Linked DNA regions of Homo sapiens: all the other regions are linked to region 1. A link is an interaction called in ENCODE POLR2A ChIA-PET data of the cell type or tissue named here. Cell type or tissue: MCF 10A. All regions are shown on one strand. Links, peaks and the distances in the headings refer to the core of each region. The heading gives the core; the rest is flanking DNA.

Region 1 (5,845 bases), core at 620-5,619:
CTCACACCTGTAATCCCAGCACTTTGGGAGGCCGAGGCAGGTGGATCACCTGAGGTCAGGAGTTCGAGACCAGCCTGACCAACATGGTGAAATCCCGTCTCTACTAAAAATACAAAAATTAGCCGGGTGGGGTGGCATGCACCTGTAGTCCCAGCTACTTGGGAGTCTGAGATACAAGAATTGCTTGAACCCGGGACAGAAGATGCCGTGAGCTGAGATTACGCCACTGCACTCCAGCCTGGATATTTATAAAAATACAAAAAAAAAATTAGCTGGGCGTGGCGCTAACTAGTCCCAGACAGAGTGAGACTCCATCTCAAAAAAAAAAAAAAAAAAAAAATTCAGATATAACTATACACCTGTAAGAATGGCCAGAATTCAGAACCCTGATAGCACCAAATGCTGTCCACGTTGTGGAACAAGAGGAACTCTCATTCATTGCTGGCAGGAATGCAAAATGGTGTAGCCACTCTGGAAGTTTTGGAGGATTCTTATAAAACTGAACAGACTCTTAACCACATGATCCCACAGTCATGCTCCTTTACCCAAAGGAGTTGAAAACTTGTGTCCAAACAAAGACCTGCATACAGATTTTTTACAGAAGTTTTATTCATAAGTGCTAAAACTTGGAAGCAACTGAGCATTCTTTCAGTAGGTGAATGGATACACTGTGGCACATTCAAACAATGACTATTTAACACTAAAAAGAAATGAGCCATCAAGCTGGGAAAAGGCCTGTAGGGAACTTAAATGTATTATCAGTAAGCGAAAAAAGCCAATCTGAAAAGGCTACATACTGTCTAATTCCAACTACAGGATGTTCTGGAAAAGACAAAACTATAAAGACAGTAAAAAGATCAGTGACTGCCAAAGATTGGGGTGAGAAAGGAATGAATTGTTAGAAGACAAAGGATTTTTAGGGCCAGGGAAACTACTCTGTATGATACTACAACACTGGATACATGTCACTATACATTTGTTCAGACCTTCAGAATGTACAACACCAAAATCAAACCCTAAAGTAAACTATGAACTTGGGTGATAATGATGTGTCAATGTAGATTTACCAATGAAAAACAAATGTACCACTCTGGTGGGGAATGTTCATAATAAGAGAGGTAAAATGAATATGTGGGGGCAGGAGGCACATGAGAAGTCTCTGTATTTTCCTCTCAATTTTGCTGTTAACTTAAAACTGTTCTAAAAACTAAACTTTACTTTTTAAAAAGTTAAGTATCGGCCAGGCGTGGTGGCTCACGCCTATAATCCCAGCACTTTGGGAGGCCGAGGTGGGAGGATCACAAGGTCAGGAGTTCAAGACCAGCATGGCCAATATGGTGAAACCCCATCTCTACTAAAAATACAAAAAAAATTTAGCTAGGCATGGCGCTAACTAGTCCCAGTTACTTGGGAGGCTGAGGCAGGAGAATCACTTGAACCCGGGAGGTACAGGTTGCAGTGAGCTGAGATCACGCCACTGCACTCCAGCCTGGGTGACACAGTGAGATTCCATCTCAAAAAAAAAAAAAAAAAAAAAAAAAAGGTTAAGCATTGGTTGAATATCAAACTGAAAGTAATTAACTCATATTTGCTGATTTTGGAGGCTTCTTTGAGGCTGAACTTCTTTTTTTCATTATGATGACGTACCAAGCTTTCAGGGCAAGGGAGGGAAAAACATAAGATAATACCAGAATGTAAAAAAAGCTTCATGGCACTTAAGTGATTGTCATTGAGCTTTCAGGGACACTGGTAAGAAGCACATGGTAGGAATTGCTTAGCTTCATTTGTAAGGCTCCCATCACAGTCTGAGAGGCTACTGAGATGTTGGCTTTCTTATATCTATCACAATTACTAATTATTATTATTTTGTGCCACTGAAAGCTGATGGTAAATAATAACTTTTGTTTTTTACAAGTTAATGTAATAACGTTCTCTAACATGAATTGGCCAGTTATACTTTTTTTGTTTCCCAGAAGGTGGAAATAACTAACATTTTCTAACTCTGGGGCACTCTTAACACAAGCAGCTAATTTCGTTTCCAGAGCGCAGACATCTTTCTTTAGCCAACATCCTTGAATAAAAAACCTACTTTTAGCTCATCTTGTAATTCATTGGCGAATTTATAAAAAAGGTCTTGATGTAGCCTAATCAAAAGGCAGAAAAAGCTAAACATAGCCAAGAGATGAAAAACACTGTAGCCTTATTCTCAATTCAATTGTGGGGGAAAAAAAAAAACAGAAAAGAAAGCAAGGATATTTAAAGATGACAAAGATACAACAAGTCATGATAAGGGGACAACAGGTACAGCAGAAAGCACTGGAGTAGCTGTGCTTCTTGCCAGATCCCAGCCCTCCAGCAAATTACTGAGCCTCTGTGCCCAAGCTCCTAATCTCTAACACAGGGATTGTAAAACTTACCTGTAAAGACCAACCAACATAACAAGAAAATGCTACATACCACGTTGAAATGTGGGGTAGCAAAAGGAAGAAAATGACACATTGTACCAGTAAGGTACAAGGTACATAGCCCTTCCTGCCTGGGAAAATTTAGAAGTGAAGGAGCAAAGAGGGAGGAACCCCTTGAACACAACAGGATCTTTGTGCAATTAAAGAGAAGAACAATAAAGGTGTGTCCAGAAAGTAACAAGGAGAAAAGTATCAAGATAAATGGCAACCAACAGGTGACCTATAACTTCTGATCAGAGGAGAATATGCGATTACTGTAGCAGTAAAGTTTTATAATCACTCAACATAATCAAATAGCTTGGTTCGGTTTAAAAATTCACCTTCTCCATAATCTCCTTAGGAGATATAACACATCTATAAGGGACTGATTGATTGTAATAATGATCTCATTTTTCCGCAGTTCCCTGTATCTATTTCTCCACCCATTGAAAAGGGGCTGGCCCTCTGGCTTGCTTTAGCCAACAGAATGCAGCAAATCTGACGTGCCAGGAGCAAGCCTAGGCATTAAGAAGGCTGTGTCATTCAGCTCCCCGTCTTGCAATTCTACTGAGTTGCCATGTGAGCAAGCCCAGGCTAGTCTGCTAGTCGTCCCAGCTGAGGGCCCAGAAATGTAAAAGAGCCAAGCCAAGATGAACCAACTAACCTGCAGCTGACCACAGATACATGTTAGAACTCAGCCAAGGCCAGAAGAACTACCTGGCCAACCCATAGGCTCATAGCAAAAACAAATGTTTATTATTCTAAGCTACTACATTTTGGTGGGGTCTATTACACAGCAAAGCCAACTGATACAACATCCTTTGAGGAAACATGGTTCTGGACCACACAACCTCTATGTAGGGTTCAGCATCTCTTTTCAGTCACTTGAAGTCACACTTCATTTTGTGAAAAATGTGCTTCATCTGAAGTCTTCACTCACCATCACTTTTTCCATCCTGTTGAGGGTATGAGTTGTAGAACATTCCCTTCCCATCATGGGTCCAGGCCATACAGCTGAACTTGACTCTTTCAAGCACATCTGGAAGCTCTTTGGCACCATCAACTTTCATGAACTTGATTGTCACCCAGTCTGAGCCACTGGCACTCAGACCATAGGCAAAATATTCACCATCTTCGCTGAACGCATAACCTATGGGACACAGGAGAAATCATCCAGTGACAAACACGGAACACAACTCCACGGTCCTTTATGCCATCTAACAAAGCTCTCTTTCATAACACGGAGGTAGAATGTGGCAATAAAAGGAATAGGAATCTGGTAGTGAGGAATCCCGGGGGCTCAGCCCAAGTTTTACAGGAATTACCCTTATAACCTTAGACAAGCTTCCTAACCTCTCCAGGTCTTAATTTGTCTATAAAATGAAATATTAGATTATATGCCTACTAAAATGCTTTCATTTTGAAATTTTTATAATGCAATAGGCAGTTCAGTTAAAAGCAGAGCTCATCTGGGACTTCTGTCATATTTCATTTATACTCTAAAGGGAATAAGGAGAAAAAGGAAACTGCTTTTAGAGTAATGACTGAATTATGACACATACCATATAATAGAACTAAATTGTAGTCATTAGGTAATTTGGGAGATTGATTCCAAATTATCTAAAATCCCTTGTTACAGCCTCATTTTTGAAGCATTACCTGTGCAATGTCCACACTGTCTGACCATTACAAGCCTAGGTAAATAAAGCCTGAGGGTTTGCAGTGAAGGCGCCCGGAGTGCACATTCCACAAGAAATTGTGAAAGGAAAAGCAACATGTCTATAGACTGTCGTGCCATGTACAGTCCTTTAGGGCCCTGGCAGAATGTTCTAATCACTATGGAATGTTTCCTGGCAAATACTTGTGTTTCATATTAGCTTTTTTAATTATGAAGTATGTAAAGCATTCAATACAACACCTCCTATTGGAGACTCTGACACCAGAGATTTCCTCTTAGGCTGTTTGCTAAACGTTATTGGGTAATGAAAATTTTAAGAAGCTCAACTATTATTAGAGGTTTCCTATTCTTTTACGTGGAATTTCATTTGTTTAAAATTTCACAGAACCTACTCATTAACCATTGTAGGTCCTATAAAGTATCTAGGCTCATATGTATGTAAATGCAGAAAAGAGTCTAGAAAGTGATAGGAAAAAGAAACATATTCACCTTTTATTCTACATAGCACTGGAGTGTTTGAATTGTTTATATATATATATATATATATATATATATATATATATATATATATATATATATATATATATCAGAAAATTTTCAGAAAAATTTAAATAAAACATTTTGATTTGAAAAGTATGTTTAAAAATCATATACTACAAAAATAATCTGAATGTTTACTCCTTTTGTGATAACTTCCCTATAATACCACTCTTAGAAAACTCAATGACTGTTTGAGGCAGGTCTCATGCCTAATTTAGCTTCTCGCCCATCAAGGCTTTGTCCATAGCAAACATTCCATAAAGAAGTCACTAGAAGAATGCATTATCGGGGTGGGAGTTAAGACCCTGTCCCTCTGGATGGGCTGCAAGATAGATCCTTGTGGAAACTAAATGAATTCCTATATGGGATATGTTACTTCAACAGAACCAGTGTATTAAATTCACTGAAAACTACAAGCTCAGATTCATGGAAGAATCTGAGCTGGTGATGTCTTATTTTCGATACTGGTTCGATAAAGGATCATTGTTTATATACACAGCCTATTCAGAGGGAGGGGAAGGTGGACCACCGAATGACTGGATCATGGTTAGAAGTGTTTGTATAAAAAAGGGTCTTTGCACAGGTCTGATGGAACGGGGCTCTATAACTCCCATCTTATTGATTACAGAGGACTTCAATGTCTCAATTTCTCAATTCTAGAGGGCCATAACTAATCATATGGTTTTTTCTATAAAACCAGAAGGTACTACAGGAGAAATGCTGAGCCAACGTCATCTATAACATCATTATCATTGTAGAGTTTACAATTATTAAAATACAGAACTGGAGAATAACTTAGTTCCTTACCCTAGAACTCTGCTTACTGCAGAAACCTTGGATAATCTTCTCTATGGCCTACGGAGGAGGTTATCTTAGGGGCAGAGTTAAGTAGGAGATGTACAGCAACTGTGGACAAACTTAGTCTTTAAACCTCCATCTTCAGGGAACAGGATACCCAGCTGTTCAATTTCTACAAGATTTGTGTGTTTTTACTTGTAATTCTAACATGTTGACAATTAACTAGATTTTTAAAACTCTAATCGCCTCCTTCCCAAGAGGGAAACTGATCTGATAAACATTCTTTCCTGTTTAATATTATAGTTGGAATAATCTTTGTACAGCTTAAACTTCTTATAGAAGACGACTTATTTTTTTCTAATCACAGGTAGGTCTCAGGGATGTT
Region 2 (5,845 bases), core at 358-5,357, 210 kb before region 1:
ATTTCTATGGTATAAAAAGTATATTTATTAAAATTAGCTACATATTTTTCAAGGTAGCTAAGTGCTCTATATTAATCTCGTCTCTATGGGAGTGATTCAGTGTACCTCACAATCACTCGGGACAGTGACTAAAAATGCGGGCCGGGCGAGGTGGCGTGTGCCTGGAATCCCAGCCCTTTGGGAGGCTGAGGTGGGTGGATCACTTGAGGCCAGAAGTTCGAGACCAGCCTGGCCAACATGGCGAAACCCTGTCTCTACTAAAAATAGAAAAATTACCCAGGCGTGGTGGCGTGCGCCTGGGATCCCAGCTACTCAGGATGCTGAGGCACAAGAATCACTTGAACTTGGGAGACAGGCTTCAGTGAGCCGAGATCATCTTACCACTGCACTTCAGCCTAGGCGAAAAGAGTAAGACTCTGTATTAATACATATATATATTTGCAGATTCATGGACTGCTTCCAGATACATGAACCAGAATCATTGCGGGTGGGGCCCAGATGTTTGTATTTTAAGCTCCCCATGTGATTCTGATGTGTTAATCCATGGTCCTCCATGGCCCACCCTTTGAGGGATACTGTCTGATAATAGATTATTCACTCTTTACACATTAATTTGAGGCTTAGAGAGGTCAGGTAATTTATCCCAGGCCACACAGTGGTCACTGGCAGAGCAGAACTTTGGCGCTCATGCCCATATGCTGGGTCCAATCGTGTGGCCTCTCAGGAAAGATTTTTAAATTTGGCATGATAAGGAACCCTACTATATCAATAAACATAAGAAACATAATTAGAAGTCACATTCTAAGAGCATTAATTGACTATGGAAATATTTAATAAATTAGATTGAAATTATTTGAGAAACAAATGTACTACTTTGTTGTATTAGTGGTTATTTCAGGTTAAAGCTTGCATCATATGATGAAATAAATATTAATATTCCTGTTACTTACATATTTATTTATCAGATGGTCAAAAATATTACCAACTCTGTTCCTCTGCACATACATTCTCTACCCTTTCAGCCATATGGTGGAAATGCTAATATGTAATCTGAGTCAGGAGAGCATTAGCCATGATGACAGAGCTACAGGATATATGTATCATTTGCCACCCAGTTTCCTAACAATAAATGATTTCAGTGTAAAGCATTCATGACATTGATTTTTTAAAACCATGGTAACATTCAAAAGCCTTGAACTTGTGTGCTATATTTAGTGTTTTATTTTTGAAATAGATTATTTCCAGCACACCTGTTAATAAACTATCAGATATCACAGATCTTGCCCCATAGGAGAAAAAATACAGAGGTGAAAATGACTTAGCTGGAGTAAAAAATGGAACAGTGTAATCACCAACAGAAGTAGAAATGGAAATAAAGGAGCTGTTGTTGAAGTTCCTGATTTTTCATCTTGGATAGTGATTCTTTTCTCAGTAAGTAATGACTTCAAGAACACTGCCAGGTGAATCATTTAAAAAAAAAGAAAAAAAAAGCTTAGACTTACAACTTATAGTCATATTGTTGTTTTTGCTTGTTTTCAAATACATTTCAAACATGCTGCATATCCCTAATTATTCTCCCCATCAATCAATCTACGAGATGATGGTGATGAAATTGAAGACAGGCCAGCATCCTGAACATGTTCAATTTCTCCTCTTTTAAACAAAGCACAAAATTTTATTCTACTGGGTATTACAACAAAGAAAAATTATTGTTCAAATACAATGAGTAGTGAGAACTGCAAAATACCAGGCTGCAAATGTCAGTCTCCCTGCTGTTTCAAAACTAGGGTATTTTAAATCAATCAATTCTTCAGGATACCAAACACACCCACGAAAGCCAGTTTAAAAAGATTTGCTAGTGGAGCTCTGAACTTTGGTTTGAACTTCCTTAAAAATTTATAATCCTCAGCGAAATGTTAAAATGATGCTAATAGAGAAAGGCCATGTAAAACGTTCGTGGCAATTCAGAAGGGAACTTCTGGGAATCCTGTCTCCTTAAAAATCTTGATTTGTAGGATATATTGGGGCTTCTGCATTCCAGGGTCATGACCCATTATGATTATAAGGGGAACTGTGCTTCCATCTTTACTAATCTACTTCGTTTCATTCAGCTGTTACCAAACCATCTTTTTATCCTTGATACTGTACTGCTCAATGCAGCGTGCTGACTTGCCCTGATTAAATTACTCCACACCCAGCCCTTCTTCACTTGTGTTTTTATTTGGTCACCAAAACAGATATGCTTTATTAGAAGTGGAAGAACTGACAGGGGCAGGTGATGAGCAGGAGTGTCCTTCTGACATGTGCCAGCAGCACTATATGAATGTCCAACATGATTCATCAACCAGCTGTCTGCCTTAAAGGCCTGTAAGCCTGAGGTCATGTTTTGCGTAAATAAATGCTGACATGCCAAAGTGGCACAATGGATTTCTTTCCTAAGCACTAGAGTTGATCTTCACTGCAAAGTAAGTTAGCACACTGAGCTACAAATGATGAAGACAAACTTAAGTGCAAATAAACACAGTTGTTCCAAGCTCATCTGGGTTTTTTTCTCTTTAAATTGTTAAGATTACGAGTTATAAAGGAATAGGAAATGTAAATGAAGATACAAGGATGCTCAATGAAATGCAAAGTAAACCTGCTGGCAAATTAGCTAGAAACTGCATTTATTGCAACAGAACTTCTGCATTTATTATCTCATTGCCACGAGGGAGGCAGAATCTAAATCATCATGTCCAGCTTACAAATGAGAAAAGAAGGGCACAGATTGGTTGAGTCTCTGGCTTCAGGTAAAACAGGTGGTGGCATGGAGCTCCAATTCCCGTCCGCCCCTCTTTAGACCCTCTCCAACATTCAGTGCCAGCTCTCAAGACTGTGAATCAAATATTAATGTTTTGGGGAACCCAAGTGGGATATTCTTCCAGGGCTGCTTTGCCAAGAAAATAAAAATCCTAACCATGGATATTTCAGACTTACCCTATAAGTTCTTGTACTGTTCAGTCTGTAACTCTTAGAATACTGCTGGAGACACAGAGAGCCGCTCATGAATAATTTGCTGTATTATTCAATATTGACTGGTTTCCTCTCCTAGACTGAAATTCTCAGGGGCAGCAGGGGCAAAGACAAATGCTTTTGTATTTCTGAGCCTTAGCACTCAATAAGTTTGGCTTAATACATTGGTACAGAAGTGCAAGCACTCTGCCTTCTCCCTTCTCACTCTCTATCCAATGTAACAGATATTGTAACATCTTCTGTCATCTATGGGCACAGAATTGGGGGGCTCCAAATGTCCAAGATGTTTAAGTGCAAAAACACAGAGGAGCTGGGGCATCACTTTTTCAAAATGCCTGGCACAACCCCAAATGCATAAGGGAATCCTTTTGTCTGTTCACAACCTTGAACTCCTTAAGAACAGTTTATTGCTTTGATTAAAAACAACAACTTGGGTAGTCAGTGGTATTGAGTGAGTTTTGGTTGCTAAGCAACCCACAAACTGAAAATTCCATCAATATTCTACTCATTAATTGGGATCAGCTCTCAACTTTGGCATGTGTTCCCTAAGCTAAATTATCATTTTCTTAGTTTTTTTGACTTGTCCTTGAGGTGGTACATTTACCCAGCAACTATGTGCCAGGCATATTTTTAAAATTATCTCATTTAACAACCCCAGGAGGAAAGTACTATTATCTCCATTTTACACATAAGAAAATTTAAATTCAGCAAAAAACTAAGTTGTTCAATGTCACATTGCTTATAATGGAACTAAGATTCCACCCAAGAGAAGGGTTCTAGTCTTAGCTGTATCCCTAGATAGCTATGTGATTTTCATCTCCTTAGACTGGTTTCCTCATTGGTAAAATGAAAGAATTGGACAACATCATAAGAGCTCTAAAATGACATGACTCTGTATGATGTGGAGTAGAAGATGATTCCAAACATGGGTCAAAATATAGAGCCGAGTGGCAGAACTGAATTAAGACTGCAGGTCTTAACACCAGGTGTTTGACTGGGGCCCAGCTCCAGAGACTGTTACTTAACTGGCCTGTTTTGTCGCCGGGGCACTGAATTTTTTTCACAAACTTCCCAGGGATTTTGATGTTCAACCAGGGTTAAGAAGTGTCGAACAAATCTAAGAGATAGGAAGGAGGTGACAGGTGGGGGTGGGGGAGGGAAAAGAGACACCAGAACATTCCACAGAATAAAGGATCTGGATTTTAATCCTTGTTTTTAAAGAGCCAGAAAGGTACATTTCCTCTTCATGTGTTCTCACTTCCATCCTTTACCTCGGTGAAAAGACGTTTTCCTTCCGTACACTCATCAGTCCAAGAGGGATGAAGCTTGTGGAAATTTTGCAGCAGCCTTCCCTGACCATGGTGGCCTGAAGTGCACCTTGTAAGCTGAGTTTTTAATGGCCTTTATTATCTGTCTACATAGCCTCCATCATAGATTGTGTCATACTGACCATTATGTATATTTTTCCTTTTTAAAGCATCACAATTTTTTAATTTTTTCAGTTGGGTTACATATTCAAGCATTTAAAAAAATGAACATAGATGGTTGTGTGTGTGTGTGTGTGTGTGTGTGTAGAATAACAGCTTTATTGATAGAGCATTGTGTGTGTGTATATATATATTTATATAAATATATTTGAAATTTTCCTCTGTCTAGCACAAAGTGGTCTTTAGTAAACATTCACTAATAAAGACAAGAGTGCACAGGTAGAAAAACAGTGTTTGAAATAAGCTTGGGATAAGGCTTAATAAATCAGAAAGCTCCTGAATCAACAGTTTAGATGTTGAATTAAAAAAAAAAGGGAAGCATGTATTAGACTATGAGGAAGAGGTGAAAGGATCTATTGAAACAGAGGAACGAAGAAGGGTTGAAGACATTTTGGGGTTATACAAGATCTTGAAGTTAGGGAAAAAGTCAGAGGAAAAAGGAACTCAGTTTTAGCCATGTTTAATCTGATGCTCTGAGTAGCAGAATTTACAGCAGAGGATAAGGGGTAGGATAAAGGGAGAGAGATTTAGCAGTTACTATCACACAGGTCAATGCTAAATAAAAACTAGGGTTGTTAAGATTATTGAAAAAGAGCATAGGGAGAAATGAAAGTGTTCACAATAGATTGTGAAGACTGTACAAAAGTAAAGAATAGGCTGGGCATGGTGGCTCACGCCTGTAATCCCACCACTTTGGGAGGCTGAGGAGGATGGATCACTTGAGGCCAGGAGTTCAAGACCAGCCTGGCCAACATGGTGAGACCCCGTCTCTACTAAAAATACAAAAATTAGCCAGATGTGATGGTGGGTGCCTATAATCCCAGCTACTCGGGAGGCTGAGGCAGGAGAATTGCTTGAACCTGGGAGGCAGAGGCTGCAATAAGCTGAGATCATGCCCCTGTACTCCAGCCTGGGCAACAGAGCGAGACTCAGCCTCAAAAAAAAAAAAAAAAAAGTAAAGAATATGTCATTAATGTTTATATTGATTACATATTGAAATGACAGTGTTTTAGAAATAGTGGGTTAAGTAAAACCTATTATTAAAGCTGCCTTCACTGGTTCTTACTTTAAAAAAATGTTGTTTATGTGGCTTGCATTATATTTCTATTGGACAGTGCTGGTCTAGAGTCTCTCAAGTAACAGAGAGAAGAAATGAAAAGACTTGGCATGATGCTATGCAAACATTGCATATGTATAATGCATAAGTGTATAAATGTGGAAGAATTATCCAAGATTCAGAACAGAGTGTTGATGGAAATGTAAATGGTATTGGTTACAACATTCATATGCTGCCATCAGTCAGATGTTACCCAAAGCATAGATGTCACCATCTGGTTTCTGCCTAC
Region 3 (5,845 bases), core at 358-5,357, 54 kb before region 1:
ATCAAAGCTCACTGTGATGTAATAATGAAAAAGCTTGAAACATTGTGAGAATTATCAAAATGTGACAGACACGAACTGAGCACATGCTGTTGGGAAAATGGTGGTAACAGACTTGTTCAACACAAGGTTGCTTCAAACCTTCAGTTTTTAAAAAACGAGGAATCTGCAAAGTACAATACAATAAAGCAAAATAAAACGAGTTATGCCTGTATGACATAAATAAACTAATGGAAAAGGCAGTAAAATCTCCATTAATATGTAACAAGGAGACTAGAAGTGAACATTAACATTCATTATAAAATATTTAGTATTTAAAACTATTTATAAAACAAGTCATTAAATAAATCATATTTACAAATCATAAAAATATAAATTTGTGGTCCCTCATTGTCTTCCCTTTTACACTGAGTATTGTTATCTAATAGGTTCTGTAAGGATCTACAAAGTAATCACAAGATACTTACATGGTGTAGAAACTATAGTTTTTAGAGGTAAGAAAGCTTAGGGATTTAGAGGCCATTTAGTCTAATTAATTTTTTTTTTTTTTTTTAGAGATAGGGTCTTGCTGGAGTGCAGTGGCACAATCATAGTTCACTGTAACCTTGAACTCCTGGGCTCAAATGATCATCCTGCCTCAGCCTCCTGAGTGGCTAGTACTACAGTTGTATACCACCGTGCCTGGCTAATTAAAAAAAAATATATATATTTTTTTGTAGAAATGGAGTCTTGCTATGTTACCCAGGCTGGTCTTGGACTTTTGGTCTCAAGTGATCTCCCTGCACCAGCCTCTCAAAGTGCTGGGATTCCAGCTATAAGGCACTGTGCCTGGCTAACATGTTTATTTAAGAGGTGAAAAAAAAATCCTGAGCTATAGCGAGAATAACTTATCTTGATAACAAAATGTGCAGGATTAGCATAGATCTGGAGTTGTAAGTTCTAGTCTTGGCTCTGTCAACTGTTAACAGTGTAACCTCTGTTAATACACTTACACTGACTGAATTTTAGTTTCCTTGTCTGTAAAATAAGAGGGCTCCATTAGATGAACTCTAATGTACGTGCAATTGGAAGGCATATAACTTGTCCTGAGGCCAGAATCATATTAGTGGAAAAACATACCACCTAGGAAAAAGCAAAGGAGGCAGCTATGAAATTAGGGACCTGATTACCTTTCTGTAGGTGGGTTCGTGCCATGCTTCCATTCCAAACACCAGGCCCAAGGATGGACTGTGTCCACATCCTGCTCAGGGACTGTGAAGGAGGGCAGTTGGGAGTTGGTCACCCCAGGCAAGATGCTGACTTAGCAGAGAATCAAACACCTGGAGAGCCATCTGGACACTAGCTTACACAGCTTCCTCACCGTGCCAGGCAATCCCTCAGAGTCCATCCTAATGCCCAAATATTCCCATACGCTTGCATCACGCTTCATGTTCTAGAAACAGTATTAAATTTCTTTCTCCAAGGGAGGAGTGCCTCCTTAACAGGTGCTTCTGTCTTTGTAGTATGTGATTTCTGCTGTCAACAATTACAGTATCTGAAAATTCTATTTTTTAGGAGCCTTCATTTTTCCAATCCTGATCCTGAGATTTAGGTACCTGGCCACCAGGTGGCATTTGGGTGCCCTGATCTCAGGGTCTACACCAAAAAGCTCTTGCCAAAGGCCTTTTTTTGCCTTGTGTGGCAGACTGCTAGTTGTCCCGCAATATCTATCTATTCCTCCTGTTTCCTTGATAAAAAGGCCCTAATTTTTAGCTAGTCACATTTTTTTTTTCTGGGAATAAAACTACATCTCAAAACCTCTTTGCAACCGAGTGTGAGTATGTTTTCACCAATAAGACATAAGCAGATAGAGGATGCAAGTCACTTCCTAACAAACATCTTTATAAGCCAGCTGACACATACCCATTCACCATATCATAGGTTATGTAGTCTCAGGTTGCTGCAGAGTAATGTCCTCTTTTAGACATGGTAGAGAATTTATGTACAGTGGAGCAGAGACTGCAGCAACTACAGACTTCAGCCACATAACTTACTTCTCTATTATAAGACAGCAAGAAAACAGACTTATCTTCCAGAGTCACACAGCTGGTATCCAGAGAAGGAGAAAGGGATACAAGTATGTACACTCTGAATATGAACACTACGCTCTCAAGCTAGAATGCCTGCATGATGGGGGAAATTCTAAAGTAAAATATGTTGCCATGAAGCGTAATATCAGAAATAACACAAATGCTCAGGCAATAAATCAGCAAGAACCGATACCAATTCAAGCAGTTTCCTAACCATATGAAAATAGAGTGACCCCTCAGAAAGTTTCTTTTTGAAAATGCTGCCCCATTCACTCTTCACTAAAACGTTCTGAAAATTTCTGACCTATACCCAATCACACGAACACGCTGCTATGGGAAGACACTGCCACTCGTTCACTAGTCAGCTCACCAAGGATGTGGATGAGTCAACACTCAAAAGCTGCATGTGTCATGAACTTGGCGCAGAAGTTAATGAGTATTGAAACACGAATTAATGTTCTGAAAATATGTTCTTTGAATGGCAAAGCCTATATGCTAGCAAGCACAAATCAGCTATCACTAAGATTAGAAAAATCTGAATTAAAGGGAAAAAAAATCCCACTCCCTCCACCCCAAGGCATGTTGGTAAAGCCAAAGATTCTTCTTACTTTAGCATTTTGGCTCGGCTGCAAAGCAAACCGCCTTAGGGATGTTACTGATGTTTCATATGTACTATAGCAGGTAATCCCCAGAAAAGCCAAATTCCTATTAAGTATAAGAGAACAACAGTAAAGATAATAAAATCAATGTTAACTACTTATAAAATCTTTATTATTTTTCCTTTGTATTAAGTTTGCTCCCCTTCTTAAAATATGAGTACTTGGATTCTCTTAATTTATACTGACTTTTATAAAATGTAGATGCTTGTTAATGGAGTTGATTCAGGGTATAGACTCAGTTAAGTGTTCTTTTCAGGTCTATAAATTTTGTCTTTCATTTTGCAAGAAGAAAAGCCAATCTCTAGCTGGCTGAACAATGATGAAACACTGAGGAATCAAAGTGTATTTTTGCTACATTAAATTCCTTTGTGACACCACATTCAACCACAGTACACTATTCCATCAACTGAGAAGTGCCCCAGGCAACCATCGCACAGGGTACTGAGAGTAGGATTATTATTTTCTTGAATTTACTGTAACAAAAAAGCAGAAGCAGTCTTTGAACAAAGGGCAGTGGTAAAATTGTTCAGGAATCTCAGTGGGGAACTGGGCATTAAAAAACACCCATTCCCTCAAAGCCCTGCCCAACTTCCATCCCTCCTGTGAAGGCTTCCTCCTTTACCCAAGCCAGGATGGCCTCTGACCACCACAGCACTGACCGAAGCCTGTGCCTTTCCCCTGACCACTGTGATAACATCCTTGGGTTCTTCAATCTTTTCACATCTGTATGTTTCAACTTTCTAGTCAGGGGCAGTGCTTATGTCTGGAATTTCTTTGTATTCAAACAGTACCTGGCGTTGCATATCATACTATGAATATTTATTGATAGGCAACATTTAACTATCATTTCCCTATTACTTCACTTTGTTTAAAATGAAACATATTGCTGACTGTAAATGTAGACAGATTTTTCAGGTAAATTCACTTACCACCAAATCTGTTTTACAAATATAATTTCTATGTTCAATATTTCAACTTCTTTTTAAAAGACAATGGCACACAAATTTTAATCAATATTACGTGGTTGTATCATTCACAATAAAAAGCAGGAAAAAGATGAATCAATTGCAGATTTGATAAACCTATCTAAAACTGAATTCTTATCTGTGTTCCAGATTGGAAGATAAACTGACAGTGTTTCTAGGATCAGATTTTCAAAACTGTATTTCTGGTACAGATCAATTTTCTACCCACAGCTATAATCAGGAATGGATGAAGGCTGTGTAGAGAGCAGCTCTGTTTTGTGTCTGTCTGTAAAATATGACACCAGATCCCTCACCTTCCCAGTCGAGATGCTCAGGGTCTTAAGGGAATATATTAACAGATCACACAAAGAGGAGCACTCTGTGGCTCATTTAGCCATGTTTCTTTGGCCCTTCTCCTTCTCCTTGGCTGGTCTATTTTATCAGCTACACCACCAGGTAGGCAGTGCCATTAAAAGAGGTTCTTGGTCATAGTGTTGACTAACCATGCACAGTAATCTGTGCTGCAGTATTCACATCAAAATGATAATATGCCTCACGGAATGAACAAAGAAATGAAACATAGCCTGGGAGATAAGATACTCTTTTCAAGTCACCTATGAGGTAAATACAAACCCCAGGGTCAAGTGGAATCAAAAGTAACATTATCCTAAAGTAATTGAAAATGAAAATAAAATGTAATAGAAGCAAAAATGTGGCTTCTATTACACACCTTTAGGATGCTTTCCATTCATCCACAAATCCCTCTCCAGAGTCTGCTTTTTACAATGGGAGGTCATTGTTGGCAACACTGCCAAGAGCCTAATCAAAATGTGAGAACATCTGTCACGCTCTCATTGCATGTCAAAGCTCTGCTGCACACATACACTTGAATCTAAACCACTGCACAACAGATTTTAAGCCATACAAGTCAATGATGTTGTGACATCATATTGTGCTTCAAAGGCACCTTTTACACAACGAAAGAATTCTATTTTAATAACAGTACTACGTGTATGAGGTATATAATCAGTAGATACAAATCTTCTATTGGCATTATACATACAGGCTATACCCTGTTTATGGGCAAAGTTGCATTTTCTAAATATGGAAATGAAGAGCAACGCATTAAGATCTGTACTATCCAGGTACTGTTTAAATATTTATCATGAGTCTTTTTATTCCTCCTATTACAGCAGTACAAATAAAAAACTGTAAGTATTTAAGAGGCTCAATGCCCGGAACTTTTGTTTGGGAAGTGGAGAGCCAGGTACAGGGAAATTCTGGGAGAGTTCCAGTGCCACAGGCACCTGGCAGCGCCGAAGCGCATGTTCTCCACGGTTTAACCTGGACATTCCAGGCTGCTATGTATGTGGCTGTTAGGTTTGTATTCCACAGAAGCACTTTCTTAGCTGCCATGTTTTATCTTTTCATTTGTAAATGAAAACAATATATATTAGGTGGTAACTAGCTTGTCATCTATAAAGAATATTACCATTATCAGAATAGGAAAAAAAAGCCATCTAATAGAGGAAACACCCCAATCATACTAAGCAGTAAGAGATATTTCCCTGGAAGAAGCGGCCTCCCTGGCAGTTGTCATTATTATAGGGGTCCTTCCCTTTCCCAGACTCCAAAGGCAATTATACACTTGGGTACTAAATGTCTGTGGGAAGTGGAAAAAAGGGGAAAACAGTATCTTTTTTTACACAGAGCTGAGCCCCCTCATAGACATGAGAAGATTAGGATCTCTCTCGTGCAACCCTACCCCGTCCTACCTAGGGCAGCTGAGAGTGTGCTCTTGAGAGCAGAGGAGAGAACACTTGCTGGGTGCTGCCTGGGTGTCCCTGACATTCCTGATAGGAGAGGCACACCTATCCTTGCTGGGGATACCCAGGCAAGGACCAGAACAAGGCCCTGAGAAAACCAAATGTCACAACTGATAGGGACACATTTTCTACAAATTAGAGGAAAAAAAAGAGCAAAGAATGCCAGACTAAAAGTGAACAGATGTTAGAAAATTGGTATAGGATGAGGGTGAATTTATGAACCATGAAAATACCAGACAGGGGCTACAGGCCCCTACAGGATCTCCCTCCAGGCAATGGCTCACCATGAAAACAAAATAAGCAGCAGCCAAATAAATAGGAAACTAAAA

The links. Peaks named below come from ENCODE experiments on the same cell type or tissue, not always from the same donor. Only the 100,000 strongest peaks of a DNase experiment are listed, where the experiment ranks them.
Region 2: POLR2A ChIA-PET joins it to region 1 with 10 read pairs; 2 of 35 experiments call an interaction of 5 or more read pairs at or near these places.
Region 3: POLR2A ChIA-PET joins it to region 1 with 19 read pairs; 5 of 35 experiments call an interaction of 5 or more read pairs at or near these places.

Annotation. Positions count from the first base shown.
Region 1 is chr6:105,369,985-105,375,829 of GRCh38, forward strand. PREP (prolyl endopeptidase) reads right to left here. Exons shown (of 15, transcript NM_002726.5): 5 at 3,385-3,594. Among named protein-coding and RNA genes, the nearest start is that of PREP, 30 kb to the right of the region's middle. In MCF 10A, for the core only: no CTCF peak of the experiment used is centred there; DNase peaks (open chromatin) are centred at 3,027 and 4,227.
Region 2 is chr6:105,162,311-105,168,155 of GRCh38, forward strand. All of the region lies in intron 1 of POPDC3 (popeye domain cAMP effector 3), which reads right to left. POPDC1-AS1 (POPDC1 antisense RNA 1) reads left to right here. Exons shown (of 4, transcript NR_037157.1): 3 at 4,234-4,392. Among named protein-coding and RNA genes, the nearest start is that of POPDC3, 15 kb to the right of the region's middle. In MCF 10A, for the core only: no CTCF peak of the experiment used is centred there; a DNase peak (open chromatin) is centred at 2,371.
Region 3 is chr6:105,316,427-105,322,271 of GRCh38, forward strand. All of the region lies in intron 10 of PREP (prolyl endopeptidase), which reads right to left. Among named protein-coding and RNA genes, the nearest start is that of PREP-AS1, 40 kb to the left of the region's middle. In MCF 10A, for the core only: CTCF peaks have their summits at 1,665 and 1,869; DNase peaks (open chromatin) are centred at 2,455 and 3,125.